2 separate regions of the Mus musculus genome follow, and region 2 is linked to region 1. Evidence: chromatin loops called from intact Hi-C (ENCODE). Cell type or tissue: heart. All regions are shown on one strand.

The links. A loop is a pair of places that touch in the nucleus more often than their neighbours do. Peaks named below come from ENCODE experiments on the same cell type or tissue, not always from the same donor. Only the 100,000 strongest peaks of a DNase experiment are listed, where the experiment ranks them.
Region 2: it touches region 1 in a loop (5-fold over the local background); 7 of 42 quality-filtered maps call a loop at or near these places.

What each region holds. Positions count from the first base shown.
Region 1 is chr8:124,016,884-124,024,883 of GRCm38, forward strand. Taf5l (TATA-box binding protein associated factor 5 like) reads right to left here and starts at 4,514. Exons shown (of 5, transcript NM_133966.3): 1 at 4,306-4,514. It overlaps Urb2 (URB2 ribosome biogenesis 2 homolog (S. cerevisiae)), which reads left to right and starts at 4,614. Exons shown (of 10, transcript NM_001368414.1): 1 at 4,614-4,643; 2 at 6,577-6,715. The coding sequence starts at 6,590. It overlaps Mir1967 (microRNA 1967), which reads left to right and starts at 5,758; the gene lies at 5,758-5,839. In heart, a CTCF peak has its summit at 3,696; a DNase peak (open chromatin) is centred at 4,548; H3K4me3 peaks cover 3,164 bases; H3K27ac peaks cover 2,650 bases.
Region 2 is chr8:123,947,124-123,955,123 of GRCm38, forward strand. Nup133 (nucleoporin 133) reads right to left here and starts at 2,142. Exons shown (of 26, transcript NM_172288.2): 1 at 1,875-2,142. The coding sequence starts at 2,053. It overlaps Abcb10 (ATP-binding cassette, sub-family B (MDR/TAP), member 10), which reads right to left. Exons shown (of 13, transcript NM_019552.2): 12 at 7,600-7,634; 13 at 5,336-7,452. The coding sequence ends at 7,185. In heart, a CTCF peak has its summit at 3,188; a DNase peak (open chromatin) is centred at 2,158; H3K4me3 peaks cover 2,404 bases; H3K27ac peaks cover 1,676 bases.

The DNA of each region.
Region 1 (8,000 bases):
CAGGTGGGGTTAAGCACAGGCTGGTCTACATAGCAAGTTCTAGAATAGCCAGAGCTAAAAACCGTCTCAAAAAGAAAAAGCAATGCAGGACTGAAAGAGTATTTTCATATTCTGTATTATAAAGGCATGGATCCTTCATAGTGTAAAAGGGATCCGGTGCACATTATATTATTAATGTTTAGTTTGTCCTGAGCTCAGATGTTCCTGGGAGAGTACAAAGTGGAGACCAGCAGAAACTAATTTGACCCTGCATATCAAGAAGTAACGCTCAAACACCCACAGAATGAGATGAGGGAGAGACAACGAGAGAAGCAGAGCATCTGAAGGCTCAGAATTGTGGCTGACCAAAGGCTCAAGACCGAGCTCTGGAGTGACTGACACATTGCCTCCAACCCTTCCTTTCCTTATGTAATCTGCTGGCTGGAGATGGGCTTTAAGACAGAATACAAGTCTTTACTTTCTCAGACTGATAACACAGACTAAAGCTATATTAAGATTCAATTCCTATCCCACTTACTGGCTTCTGAAGGGACAGGTAGCATGAACTATATTCTGATTTAAAAGTTTGAGTGCTGTCTAGTTTCTGCTTGGACTTATTTTAGGCTTTTGATCTTTTGTGATTTCTAGAAATACGAAAGCCACAAGCATCTTATTTCTACTTTACTACTGTTTTCATAGCACAGGAGAGAAGAGGGTCTATATTTTCTTGGTTACTTTTCTATTGCTAATGAAGAGAAACCATCACCAAGGCAACTTATAAAAGTATTTGTAGGGAGGAGGGATGTGTTGAAATAGGGTTTCTCTGTGTAGCCCTGGCTGTGCTGGAATTTTCTTTGTAGACCAGGCCGGCCTTGAACTCACAGATTCACCTGCCTCTGCTTCCTGAGTGCTGGGATTAAAGGTGGGCACCACTGTCATTGCTGCCAGTGTCACCACCATCACCAGACAAAAGCAAGCACTTCATTGGGGGCTTGCTTACTATTTCAGAGGGTAAGTCCATGAGTATCACGGTGAGGAGCAGACAAGCAAGGCATGGCACTGGAGCAGTAGCTGAAAGCTACAGCTTATCCACATTTTGGAGGATGAGAGATTAGACCTGGCATGGACTTTTGAAACCTCAAAGCCTTAAACACCTCAGTGATACATTTTCTCCAAAAAGGCAACATTTCCTAATCCTTTCCCAAACAATTTCATCAAGGGACCAAACATAAGCGCCATGCTGGCTGGGTATGGTTCATCTTGCGATGCACACTTTCACACACCAGGAGCCGGGCAACCCTGGTGTACATAGTTGAGCCCCAGTACAGCCAAGGCAATGTAAACAACATAACAAAAAAACACTCACAAACCACAAGTTAGTCTATGGGGGCCATCACCATTCAAAACACTACGTATATAAAAGTTCACTGACATGCATAGCAGTATAAATACCAAATGTGGTACAATTGTGCTCCAACTATTTATACACATCTTAAAACCAGTGTCCATTAAACCACTATAGATTATCAAATTCTATTTTTTGGTCTGGGTATTGTGGCACATTTTTAACCCGAGCACTTAGGAGACCAGACAGGAAAGTTGCATGTAAGTCCCAGGCCAGCCGTGGATAACAGGAGACCATGGATCAAAAGAAGTCCAAATGGACATATAACTGACTTTCCAAAGCATTTTGTCTTCCTACTAGGTCACCACAGACAACACAGGTTTTTTGGAGAGAGGTGGAAGTGGGGGTGGGCAACAGGGATTAAGCCTAAGGCCTTCTTCCCATGCAGGCGAGCTCTCTACCACCAAGCTACCCTCAGTCCTCACAGCACTTCATCCTTTCCAAATCCCGATCTACTCTCTCTGCTGCAAGTCTCAGTCCAAGCTATTGATGAGCTCATTTTCATTCACCCCTTACAGTATTTTTTTGTTGTTTTTCCCCCCAGTCAGAGTTTTTGCTATGTAGTCCATGATAACCTAAATTCTGTTCCTAGCCAGCCTGACCTTGAACTTTCCATCTCCATCCCCTTGTCATGGCCGGTTGCAGTAGGTCAACAAGAACAAGCCTCCATTTCCACATTAGTTTGTATTTTATGTGCGATCTGTACAGTGTTCTCTGAGACATGATCCCAGTACTCCTCAGTGAACATTAATTCTTGTTGTTTTGTTTATATAACTGATTTGGTGAGACTGAATAAAAGCTCCAACCCAGCACCAGTGGCTTGCTCCAGCCTGGCATGCCCTCTTGAAGACCATCTTGGTGTTGGAGCAACAACTAAGGCTGCCTTGGAGCAGAGACCACAACATGGGATAACATTCTCCAATCACAGAGAGACTTCTCAGAGAAACCTGCTTTGTAACCTGGTACATGACACACACCAAAACATGGTTTTTAGGAAATACTGTCTAGAACGACCTGTACCTTCATGTTTTGTTTTAATGTTCTCTTAGCTTTGAAATTCAGATTAAAAATTTCTGTACTAAGCTAGAAGCTGTACAGAAGCAGGGATGCCTCTCTACTGCGACCCAGCCCCACTCCATTCCAGGCCTTCCTCCCAAAAAGCCAATGTGATGCATCAGTTTAAAACTCACTGCTTTCACTGGAGGAAACCCAGTGAAAAAACCCATCATGTCGTTTCGAGGTTTCGAGGTTTCGCTGGAATGCTGCTTACCCACTTCCATTTTCACTTTACTGAGGCTCCCTCACCTTTTAGCAGGCTTTGGCCAAGCCCTCTCCTAAGGAGGCACCCTTACAAATGCTCACCTGGTGTGAACAAACCTTGATGCTCTCTCTGTCTGGCTATCTCTTCCTCAAATGGCTTCCTGGTCTTTGCCCTTCTACTCCCAGAGCCTGGAACACCATCCCAGTCCTACACTACCATTGATACCTAATGTTTACTTAACATTCCGCTGCTGAGTAAGACGCCATCTTAAGTACTTCCCACAGACTATCTGCTTTTACTCTATTAGGCAGGTAAACGCTTCAGGTGGGACGCTGAAGCCTGTAGTTATCAGACAACTTGCCCAAAGTCACGCAGTTCCTGAATGGGAGGGAACGCAGTCTCGTGGACAGTGTCTGAGCCTGCACCCTATGCTCCACTGATCCCATACGGGACTGCAGGGGAGCACTGGGCCAACCGCTCACTGATGCTTATGTCAACGAGAGCCTGCAAGTTAATCAGCTAACATGCTGATTGGCTACGTGGAAGGCTGGAACCGTGACTTCAAGTAGTGTTCAATGAGCAGCGCTGGCGTCACACAAGGTCAAGCTAAAACAAGTCAGAAAAGAAGCAAAGCCCCTTCTTTTGTCCCCAGATGTTGTTCATAGATTGTGACAGAGTAACAAAAAGAATAACCAGTTACTAAGTAGTCAGAAGAGGTTTTTGCCTCTCTTCAGTGACAGAAGTACACACAAATCTCACAGTTGGAAGACTGTCCCAAAACACACGAACCAAATTTATTTATTACTGATGGCAAATACTGAAGGCACAAACTGACATTTTGGGTTTTCTGATTTAATATTCGCTTTATAGTTCATAAAACAAGGCTCTCATATGTGTATGTGTGTGTGTATGCACGTGTATTTAGACCAAGTCTCACTCTGTGGTTTAGACTGGTGCAGAACTCACTTCGTACACCAGGATGGCCAACAATTCGCAGCAATCTTTCTGCCTCAGCCTACAGAGTGTGGGGATTACGGAGTGCGCCACCACTACCAGCAGAGTCTGGGCTTAAATTACCCTCCCATTTTACAGGAGAAGAAACCGAGGCAGCAAGCTCGCCTGCTACACGGCTTGCAACTCTAAGTCTCTGCGGTCACCAACTCCATCCGTGACACTCAGCCCCAGGTTACAGCCAAAAAGTCTGTAACCTGGAGAAAGGCAGACTCCCTTCCTACTTCACTTTCTAATAGGGCGGGTCGGACTGGACGGGACTCCCGGCAGAGCCCCGAGGCTATCCTCCACCTGCCGGTCCCGGCGAAGGGGAAAACTCACCTCTCGACGCCGGAGCCACAGCGCCTGCGAGGTCCGCGGGGCCGCGTCTCCCCGCGGCAGCCGCGAGCCCTCCGTCCGCTGCCCACTTCCGCCGAGCGCCCTCGTGAGCTCGCAGTTGGCTCCGCGCGAGGGCGCCCGGCGGGGCCGCGGGGTCTCCGGGCGCGTGCAGCCGGGGCCGCCACGTGCGGGGTCGCTCGGACCCGCGCGCGCGCGAGCAGGGCCGGGACTGCGCAGGGGCGGGCGCGCGCGCGCGCGCTCTCCCGCCCGAGGCCCCTCCCCCGCGTCCCCTCCCCCCCCCCGCCCTGTCCCGCGCCCCGCCCGCACTCACTGAACATCCCAGGCGGCTCCCGCTGCCCCGCCGCCGCCCCGGCACCGGCTGCTTCCGTATCGGTTGCCCGCCGTAGGACTCCGTACGACGACCGGCTAGCCGGGTCCCCGCGCCCTACGTCCTCCCGCGCTCGCGGTTCTCGGTGGCCGCCCCATGACCGCCTGACGGAGCGGGCACGCCGGGCTAGGCCGCGGACGCGCGACGCCGCCGCGGCCAGGGCGCGCTCGGCGCTCCTCTAGCGATGTCTGCGTGACGCCCCTCCCCGCCCCGAGCCGTTGGCGTCAACGTCTGCCGGAAGCGCCTCCCTCACATGTGGCTCGCCGCCGTGGAGGTCCCAGGTGAGCGGACGGTTGGAGAGTTTGGGTTTCCTCTGCGCCGAGGCGCCAGTTTGGCGGATGCGGACACCAGTCCTAACAGGAGGGAACCGGCTGGAGAGCCGGGATCGGAGGAGCCTCTGCCCGAGGGAGTTCCCGCTATGGAACCCTGCTTGAGGTTCTGAACTGCTTTACCCCGAACTGAAGGAGCTCCACTTGAGAGAACCTTGATCTGAGGGAGACCCACGTTAGAGAGCACCCCGATCTCCTACACGGAGCTCGGACTCGAGGGAGCCCCGATCCAGGTAGTAGGATTTGAAGGTATCATGATAAACTAGAACCACCACCTCCTCCTCCTCCTCCTCCTCCACCACCACCACCACCACCACCACCACCACCACCACCACCACCAAAACCAAACTTTTTATTTGTATGGGTGTTTTATGTACACCCGCAGAGGATAAAAGAGGGGCGTTCCTCTAGAACTGGAGTGGTGGTTGTGAGCCAAGATGTGGGATATTGGGACTCGAACCTGGGTTCTCTGGAACAGCAGTAAGTAATCCTAACCACGGAGTCATCTTTCCAGCCCCCTAGAACATTGATTCTCAACCTTCCTAATCCTGCAACCCTTTGTTCATGTTGTGGTGACACGCCCCCCCCCCCCCCGCCATGAAGTTATTTTGTTGCTATATTATAATTGCAATTTTCCTACTGTTGGAAGCATAATGTGAATAAATACCTGGTTTGCAATCTTGTGGGCGTGTGACCCGCAGGTGGAAAAACCCTGCCCTAAACCCTTCCCGAGGTAGTCAGAGGGCGAGGACAGGAAGGGAGGCCTCTCAGTTCTGAAGGCCTGTAGTAAGCTTTCCAAAGTGCACAGTCTCTTGCCTCAACACAGCAGCGTGGTGAATGTTCTGTCAGGGTTTAAGCTAAGTTGTTTACCATAATGGAAACAAACTTTATGACTTTTAAAAACTCAAAAGGTTTAGCTGGGTTTCATAGCAAGTGTAGGTTGTTAATGTATCCTTTCCTTTGTTACTTGGGATTTTAAAGATTGTATATGGTTTTTGTCTACTGTAGCTGTGTGTGACGAGTTACTGTTACAGTAGAAGTAAGAGCATTTTTATTGAAATTAATGCCTGAATTCTGTTTCTTTCTCTCTTTGCTCCTTTTGTCTGACATTCATGAGGATCCTGGGGAGAAGATGCAGAATTCCCTGGAAATTGACTTACAGATCGTTGTGGGTGCTAGGAACTGGACTCGGGCTCTCTACAGGAGTCACAAGTGTTCTTTACTGCTGAGCCGTTTCCTCAGCCACATCACCTAATTTCTTTTTCACTTCAAGAAGCATTATTTTCTTCAAGTACTGTATTGCTTGCTTTTTTGCTTATTTAATAGTGCTACTCCTGTTACACAACACAGTTTTGAAGCTGTGCTAAACCATCTCTTTCGATCTTAAATCATGAATGGTGACTGTCATCCTGTGAGTGATTTACACACTTTGATTTCTCCTTATTGAATTCCTGTATTCTCTAAGTGTGATCACAGCAGGAGTACTTATAATCTATTGTCTACCTGCTTTTGATGAAAGCCAGTTTCAAATTAACTATATATTTGACACAACATCTTACCATGTATCCTAGGCTGGCCTCTGCTTCCTAATTGTACCCAATAAGGTATATAGGGAGGGGTTGGAGAGGTGGCTCAAAGTTAGGAGTACAGCTGCTCTCAGAGAGGACCTGGGCTCAGTTCCCAGTACCTCCATGGCGCCTAACTCATGACTATCTGTACTCTAGTCTCCAAGACTCTAATGCCCTCTTTGACCTTCTTGGACTCCTGAGTGCATATACTCAGGCACATATACATAAAAAATTTTCTTTTTAAAAGATACTGTCCATTTTCTGGTGTCTGTTCAGTTAGGCCTTATTATAATACTATTTTCCTTTTTTAATTGTAGAAGACGTGTAGCAATGGCTGCTGTTTATTCTGGTATTTCCTTTAAACTTAAAAGCAAGACAACTTCCTGGGAAGATAAACTAAAATTAGCTCACTTTGCTTGGATTTCCCATCAGTGCTTTCTACCAAATAAAGAACAAGTAAGTTTAACGTAGAACTTGTACGTTTTATGATCTAAAATAATTTCATGTACAGCTTGGATATTAACATTTAAAAGATTAGAAGACATGTTGGGGAGAAAACTTGATTTGCAGTCACTGTCAGTGAAGAAGCAGTGGGGCTTTTGGATTGCTAGGCGGGAAGTTGAGAAGTTGGAAAGTGCTAGTCTGAGGGCAAGCTAGAAGCAGGTAGGTACCAGTTATGATGTTCTATTGGGATTTCTTAAGTTGCTGTGGCTAAAAAGTAGGCAGTGCAGCTGTGGTAGGATGACAAGCTCATGGAATAGGGCTGGCCTCCATCCAGTGCTGGTATCAGACTGTATTATAATTGTGAGAGAAGTGACGAGGTGTGGTTTGCAGAACAGTTAGCTTACCTGTCAGTGTCCACACCTACTACGTGTTTGAGTCATCTTGACAGCTAGGCAGTTCCTTGGTCAGCGCTGCACAACATGAAACAAAAGGGTAATCCTGGTAGGCTTGAGCGAGAGCCCAGCTCGTCTGTCACACCTACGGACAGTGCTGCAGAGTAGAAGTGAGCAAGGGCAACTCAGTCCAGTGTTTGTCCAGCACACCTGAGGCCCTGGCTTTCTTATCGTCAGCATCACCACCACCATCTTCACGATCTCACACATATGGCACACACAGAAGACTCATACACACAGCTCTGCGAGCTGAAGCATCACCTTTTCTCAGTGTATTGTGCTTGAGAAAACACTGTTACAGGAATGGAAACTGCATGTGTCCAAAGCCCTTTTCTCCCATAGACACTTGTGCATCCGTTCCCCTTGGCTGTGTTTCCTGAATGAGGGAGACTTAGAAGTTACTTGTCTTGGGAAAATGAGCACACATGTCCGAATGTTCTGATTCTCATTCCTTTTTTTCTTTAATTATCCCTCATTGCCATTTGATTTGCATATATGATTGCTTCTGTGGACATTGTGGATATTTATGTGTTTCTCTTAGAAAAGACCATTGAATAATGTTAATTTTATTGAAACTTTTCTTTGAGGCCAGATGAAGACATCATTGTTTTTCCTTAATAAACATTTCAAGATTTCAAAACATTATTATAATGTTAACACAAGTGAGGATTAAAAAAAATACTTTCACTATACCTGTCATGCTGCCATTGAATTGAGACCTTTTGGCCTCAGCTTCCAAGTAGTGATATTAATAGCGTGTGTAATCATATTCAGCCTATCGGTTTCAGATAGGATCTTGCTGTGTTGCTCAGTCTCATCTTGAACTTGTAGACTGAAGTGCTGCT
Region 2 (8,000 bases), 70 kb before region 1:
ATGATGGGAATTGAACTCAGGACCTCTGAAAGAGCAGTCAGTGCTCTTAACCACTGTGTCATCTCAGGAGTGGGGGTGGGGGTTTCTTAATTGGGCTCCCCCCTACTCAGATGATTCTAGTTTGTGTTCACAAAAAACTAACCACCATGCCTGAGTCATCTGAGTTCAGAAATTAGAAGTGAGTACACCTCTGCCTCTGAGGTCAGTACTGTGAAGGGTTCTTCTTAAACAATAAAGTGAAAGCCAGGCACAGAGAGGAGGCAGATCTCTGTGATATCTGCCTGAGGTTAGCCTGGTCTACACAGTAAGTTCCAGAACCCTGTCTCAAAAAACAAGCAAACAAAAACAAGGGTCCCACGTGTGCTCTCAGCATCACAGTTACTCTCTGAATTATCACAAGACTTGTAGGTTCATACATTTTAATCATAAGTCTCTGTTAGACTCAGTATTTCCTGTTTTCATGCAGAAAAAAATTCACTTAAGATACACACACACACACACACACACACACAAACATACACACAAACATACACACACACACACACACACACACACACACACACATCACTGTGTGTCTCTGGTTGCTTTGGAACTATATAGCCAAGACTAGCTCTGATCCAGGGTCCTCCTACCTTAGCTTTCCATGTGCTAGGATTTTAAGTTGTGTACTACCATGTCCAGCAATACCTTTTAAAATAATTTTAAGGCAATAGTTGTCAGGTACTTTTGAGATTAATTTACTGGTTTTTTTGTTTGTTTTGAGCAAAAATGATGTATCAGAACATATATGCATCTTACTATCTTTTTAACCCATCATATATACATATATGTGTGTGTGTGTATATATGTGTATATATATATATATGATTGTATGATAGATAGATAGATATCGAAAAGCAAGTGCTCTTATCCCCAGAGCCATCTTTCCATCCCAGAAATTCACTTTTGAAAGATGAACAGAAGAAATTCTTCTAGAAAAAGGTAACCCAATTCTGAATTTTCGTGTTAATTACATTGAGGAGGGTAACAATTCTACTATACATGTGGACTTGGCAGCACACCAGCATCTTTAGTGAAGCACGCTCTCTCTCTCTCTCTCTCACACACACACACACACACACACACACACACAAAGTGCTTTTATGTAACCTAGTCACAACCATCACATTTTGTGGCCCAAGTCCTTTAACTGCCAATCAGTATGTAGTAATAAGCATTTGCTAGGCACTGAGAAAACATTTTTGCCAGGTTTGTAGGCTCTTACCATGACTCAGATAGGTGTACTGAATCCTGAGATGCTGAGATCCTGACTTAAAGCTGGAAGTGTTAAACAAAATGATGGTAGCCAGACAAGCTACTGCATGCTTGAAATAGAAGAATCTTAAAAGTGGATTGAGCAAAGTCAGCCTAGGGTACGTAGCATGGGCTGTCCCAAAGTGGACAGGACTGAGTTCCAGGCTGCATTCCTACACTATATCACAAAAAGACTACACCAGACCAAATGTTACTCGTGTCAAACGCCACAGAGTCAAACCACAACTTTAAACAAACAGCAGCCCGACACTGACCTGTGTCAACATAATAAAGAAATGACTTTTTAATCTTTACAATAATCTGAAGTATGTTCCTACCTTGCAAGCGTAGTGCTCAAAAGGTTCTTTCATTCTTTTCTGTAGCGCGGAGACAGAGTGAATCCATGGGTCCAATAAAGAGTTAAACAGAGAACGGGCAAAACGAGGGCCACCATTAAGCAGCGACAATAAAACGCGAGAATGACCAGAAGTACTTTCGAACTCTGCGGCAGCTTACCCCACTGCCAGGCTCCACCTCCCCGCTGTGGAGCGGACCCCGCTGGTCCCCGAACCCCCACTTACCGTGAGCTCACCGAGCTGCGCCGGCCTGCGGGCGAGAACAGCACGGGCGAGTTAACCGCAGATCCCAGAGACAGACCCCTCCTGCTCGCTCTAGGCGTGGACGTGGGCCCGATCCCGACTAGCGGACCGCGTCGGGTCCCCGGCCCTGGGGTTCGCGGAGAGGAGACGCTCGGAAACATGTTTGCAGAGAGCGTGGAGGAAGCGGCACTCGCGGGCTAATAGCGAGAACCTCGCGCGCCCGGAGCTTGAACACCTGAGGGGCGGGAAGGCGCCTAGAGATGACGTAAGGGGGCGCTCAGCGAGTAGGGAGGGGAAGGCGCATGGCAATGACGTCAAAGATCGGCGCCGAGACTCGGGGCAAGGTCGGAACTGGGAGCGCTTTGTTGACGTCACATCCAGTACCGGGGAGGGGCGGGGCAGGCGATTTGGAGTCCTGCGACCCGATTCACCGCGGTGGATCCAGTGCTCCGGACCGAGAGCTTGCCAGAAGCGCCGGTCTCCGGCTGGAGCTGACCCTCCGCGGCGAGCGTGGGCTGGGGAAGGAGGCGCCCGTGGGCGGAGCTGAGGAAGTCGCGCTCTGGGCGGCGGTGGTGTGCTCACAGTTTTTCCCAACCTAATTCAGATCGGTTCAGGCTTGTTCTTCGTTCGATTGTCTGGGCTCTGCAGCGGGTTGCAGCTTTTTGCTTTCCAGGCACAGCTTGCATTTTGATGGGTCTGTCCTACTGCCGGAGATTCGGAAATGACAGTGCCCCCAGTCCCCGGGCATGTTCACTCTCATCGCTGCCCCTGAAGTTCCAGACCCTAGTAGAAGCCGATAGCAGGCGTGCACACAGTTCTGTTAGTCCTCTGCGGCTGTTTCGGAAGACCGTAGTGTGTGTATGGGGGTGTCTTTTCCATTCTGCTCCCCACATTACTAAACAGTGAACTGAGATTAGCCCGAGGCTGTACTAGAGTTTGTAAATATTCAGGGCTGATAACTGCCCAGGGACCCTTGCTGAACTTGTGAGGTCCCTTGTTACTTCGGGTGGCCTTTCCTTTTCGGTTTTTTCATTGTGTCCCACTTAGACAACATTGTAGCCAGACTTTTGACCACTTTATGGGTTCCTATTTCTACCACTTGTCTCCCTCTCAACCCCCCAACACTAGGTAGGAGAAAGAAGGCTAGAGGAAAAGGGGGCTTCGATATCCGTAGACTACTTCCTGCTGATAGAGGCATCGAGTTCCTTGGGGCAGTTTTGATCTTTTAAGAGCTCAGAAAGCCAGAAGGAGGGCATTGGACTCTGAAGTTAGTTACAGGGGGGTTGTGCGCCACCTAGCATGGGTGCTGGGAATTGAACTCGGAAAAAAAAAGAAAAGCATTTAGAAGTAGCTACTTGAGCCAGGTGTGGCTGCACACACCTATAATCTCTGTAGGACCAGAAGTTGTTCAAAGCCACCCTGGGCTACATGAGACACTGTCTCAAATGCCAACAAACAAACCCAATTACCTGAGAGACCATTATGGACACAAGGTTGTTAGGCATATCAGAAGTAAATACAGTGGGAGGGGGTAGGGGGAGAGAGAACATGGAAGGGAGGAGTCATCTCTGCCCTAAGGATGAGAGAAAGCAGCTTTCCAGTCCACAGTCCAGGAGAAACGTGCGCATGCGTAATGGAGCCTTTAATTCTTGCAAAGTGCAGTGTAGGAGAATTTCGGTTTCTTTTTTGTTTTGGTTTGGTTTGGTTTTCCGAGACAGGGTTTCTCTGTGTAGCCCTGGCTGTCCTGGAACTCACTTTGTAGACCAGGCTGGCCTCAAACTCAGAAATCCGCCTGCCTCTGCCTCCCGAGTGCTGGGATTAAAGGCGTGCGCCACCTCGCCCGGCTGAATTTTGGTTTCTTTAAACACAGAAATGTTATAAGAATATGTCTTCACTTTAATCCCGGGTGTGGGATGTAGGGCTGCTTCAGATTGTCTAGAATTGCTCATTATGAGGCAGGTGGACCTCTGACTTTGAGGCCAGCCTAGTCTACAAAGTGAGTTCCAGAACAGCCAGGGCTACACAGAGAAAAACCCTGCCTCCAGAGATCCACCTACCTCTGCCTCCTGATCACTGGGATTGGAGGTGTGCATAACTGTCTGGCTTGCACAGGTATGGCATATACTCACAGACACATAATAAATGTTTTTTAAAAAAAACCCAAAATAAGGGGTTGAAGAGATGCCTCAGCAATTAAGAGCACTGGCTGTTCTTCCAGAGGTCCCAAGTTCAATTCCCAGAACGCACATAGAAGCTCACAATCTGATGCCTTCTTCTGGTCTGCAGGCAGACATGCAGACAAAGCACCTGACACATTTAAAATAAAAACCCACCAAAATAAAAGCCAAGCATGTAGCATGCAGAAATAAAACTACCCTAGAGTTCTAGGGCCAGCTAGCCTGATGGCAGAGAATCTAGCGTCAAACACTGAAAGATGAGGAGGCCCACTCAGTTGTCCCCTGACCCTGCGCAGTGTCCTCCCAGCCAGGAGGGACTGAATCTCTTGGGAACAGTAAGGAACTTTCTCCCTGAAGTTGCCTTTGCCATGCTATTACAGCAAAGAGAGGCTAAGACAAGTGACAAAGTTGCCTCACTGGGTACATGTGACCTAAGTGTTTGTCTACATCGTGGGATTTACCAGAGCACCAGATGTAATGTGTGCAGAGTGCTTGAGACAAAGCAGCCCCCAAACACTGCTTGCCACAGCCCTTTGCCAGATTGCTTTGTACTGACTTTGCCTGCCTCTCTCCATAAGCTAGAGAGGGCTGAAGGCAGACACTGCTGAATCCTTTGTCAAGGCCACAGCACTGTGCTCATGGTGGGGCAGGAAATAATAATGGGGCTGGAGTAGTTGGACAGACACTAATAAATAGCAAACACATGAGAGTCTCAGATAAGGAAAGGCATGGAACACAAAGTCAATACTCTGTATATGACATGTTAGATTAAAAAGTTTTTTTGAGTCTCTATAACAAATTTTATTAAGAAACTAGGGCTTGAGAGATGGCTCAGCGATTGAGAGCACTGACTGCTCTTCCAGAGGTCCTGAGTTCAAATCCCAGCAACCACACGGTGGCTCACAACCATCTGTAACGAGATCTGATGCCCTCTTCTGGTGTGTCTGAAGACAGCTACAGTGTACTTATATATAATAATAAATAAATCTTTAAAAAAAAAAGAAATTAATATGTGGATGGAGGCAGCAGGGGCAGTAGTGAGTTCGAGGCCAGCCTAGTCTACAGAGTTTGAGAACAGCCAGGGCTACAAAGAGAAACCCTGTCTGGAAAACTAGAGGGGAAAAAATAAAGAAAATAAAGTGACTACCAAATTTTAAAAGAAGTGATAGCCATGAGGCTGAAGCATGAATGTAAGTTCGTGGTAAAGCACTTAGCATGTGTGGAGAACCTCGGGTCAACCTCAGCATCATAACACACAGACACAGATTAAGTTCACTATAAATTTTAATCTGATATAAAATGTTAACCATATTAAGAAAGAAAACGTGATGACTCAATTCAATTTTCATAATGCTTTCTCACCAGTCTGATCTGCAACAACTCCGAGTTCTGAGGACACCCTGCAAGGAGCTGAGCAGATGTGGACAGTGGAAGGTGACCGTCACAGGTGTGCTGCCTACTCACCCCAAGACCTGCACACACATCCATGGGGCCTCATGCTCATTACCCGGTTCCCCAGGTAACATAAGTGGTGACACTGCTTCTCATCAAGAGGCACGGCAGGTGTGTCCATTTAACTACCTCTCAGCGTAGCTGTGTCTCAGGCTCTACATCACCAGCAAAAAAACAAACAAAAAACCCACTTCCTCCGCAACATCCAGTTAACAGCACTGATACCAAAGGAAAAAAAAAAGAGCAAATTCATATTCATTAGCCACTGTCACTGCTGTAAGAGCTGTGACACTGTAGGTGACAAACCATAAGCACAGAGAGCAAGGGTACCTTTATCCGGCAGCTCCCAGTTAAGGTTCCATGCACTCCATGGAGCAGGGCTTCCAAACTCTTCCAATCTCTGTTTGAAACAAAGTCTCAAGCGCTGGCTGGTTTTAAAGCTCAGGTGGGTGTGAGCCACTCTACTTTTTCTTTTGGAAACCAGAGTGGTTTATTTCATGACTGTTGAAATCGTCAACATGAACTGGATGCTGCAACAATTACCCTCGGGTTTAAGTTTTTCCTTCACAGGATCCATGTCTACACAATAAACAATTCAGGAGCCTCCTTCCCCCCAGACCCAGCAGAGTTTCATCTCCTAGCCTTGGTTCTGCAGTTAGATGTTCTCTGGTGCTTGGAAGGGCAGCCACACTTGCCACACGGTGACTCCTGAAGGTTTCTAGGACTTAGAGTCTCAGCAGCAGGACCACATGTGACTTAACTGTGATACTTTCCAAAGGCTGATGTTCCTTCTGATGCCTTGCCTCTGCAAGAGTCATCATACTCAAGGCTGAAAATTATATTATTCAGATTCAGCCTTATTAATAAAAATTTAAAATATAAAACTACAATATACCTGGGAATCACATATTTAAAATGGGTATTTTTTTTTTCAAAATACATGCTTCAACAGATGCGCCATGGATTTTCATCCACCTCTGTTGATAACGCCTGGTTATCTGTACCTTGCTTCTCAAAAAGAGTCATTAAACAAGGAGGTAATAAAAAAATAGAAGCTTTCCAGTTTACAGAACGGGACTTCTTCCTTTGGCAAAATGTATCAGACTCTGGTGCTCAGATGGTGAGCACTGCACATTTGGACAGGTACAGCCCTGTAGTGCTCCAGAACTCTGACGCCAGAAGGTAATGGAGGATGGACGCGTCAAACTTTCCCTCAGTGGCCCTAGGTAGGTGCGTCAGTGGCTTAAATTAGTTAGGCCTTTAGTTTCTAATTCCCTTTTTAAAGTTGTCACCTGAGAACAACTCGACTCTGACAGCACACACAGGAAGTGAGGTGTTCTGCTTGGCTAGCAAACACTGGAACCCTGCAGTCACTTCAGCGCTTTAGACATTTAGAGAGCTACGATTTTACAACTGAAGAAAGGTCTGGGAGGACAGGTACATCGTAAAATGACATTGTGCACTCTTTGTGGAAAGAGGCATATTTCAAATAACTGAAGTATGCTCCCAGGCTTCACACGGCCTCCAGGCCCTGTTCTCTGCAATGCTGTTTGGTTTTAAGGTCTCTCAGCCCACGGGTAGCTGCTGCTCTGTTTCTGTCTGTGGACAGGGTATATGATAGAGTCACAGCCCTGCTTCAGTTACCCAATACCTGCACTGCAGGCTACGCCCGTGCAGGTTCCAGGAACTGCTCTGCTCCATTATATGACAGGAAACTCTGCTTGTTCATCAGTTTTCTGTAAAGCCCATTGGGCTTCAGGAGCAGCTCTTCATGTGTCCCGTGTTCACAGATCTTTCCGTGGTCAAGGACAGCAACAAAGTTGGCATTCTTAATGGTGGACAGGCGGTGGGCTATGATCAGCACGGTTCTCCCTTCCATCAGCCGGTCAAGGGCCTCCTGGACCAGGTGCTCATTTTCGGCATCCAGTGCACTGTGACAGACAAGGCCACACACAAGAGGAAGCAGAGATGACAGAGCTGTATACATGGTTGCTCACACTGCTAAGACGCCCTCCAGCCTGGACACACGCACACTAGATACACTAACACTGTCACACATGTCACAAAGATAACCTCACCTGGTTGCTTCATCAAGGAGAAGAATTTTGGGGTTCTGAAAAAGTAAGAGTGGAAGAATCAAAATGACTTCTCAGTACACACAGCGCTGGACAGCGAGAGGACAGCTGAGGCTCAGTATGTAAAGGCACTAACCACCAAGCCTGACAGCCCGAACGCCACACCATTAGACCTGACAAGTTGTTTGCTGACCTTTGTGTACTCCGTCCCAAGAGAAATAAATAAAGAGTAATGAAACCATTTAAAGCTAACTATTATACTTTTTAAAGAATTATTTATTTCATGTACATGAGTACACTGTCACTGTCTTCAGACACCAGGAGAGGGCATGGGATCCCATTACAGGTGGTTGTGAGCCACCATGTGGGTGCTGGGAATTGAACTCTCCTGGTGTGTTTGGAGA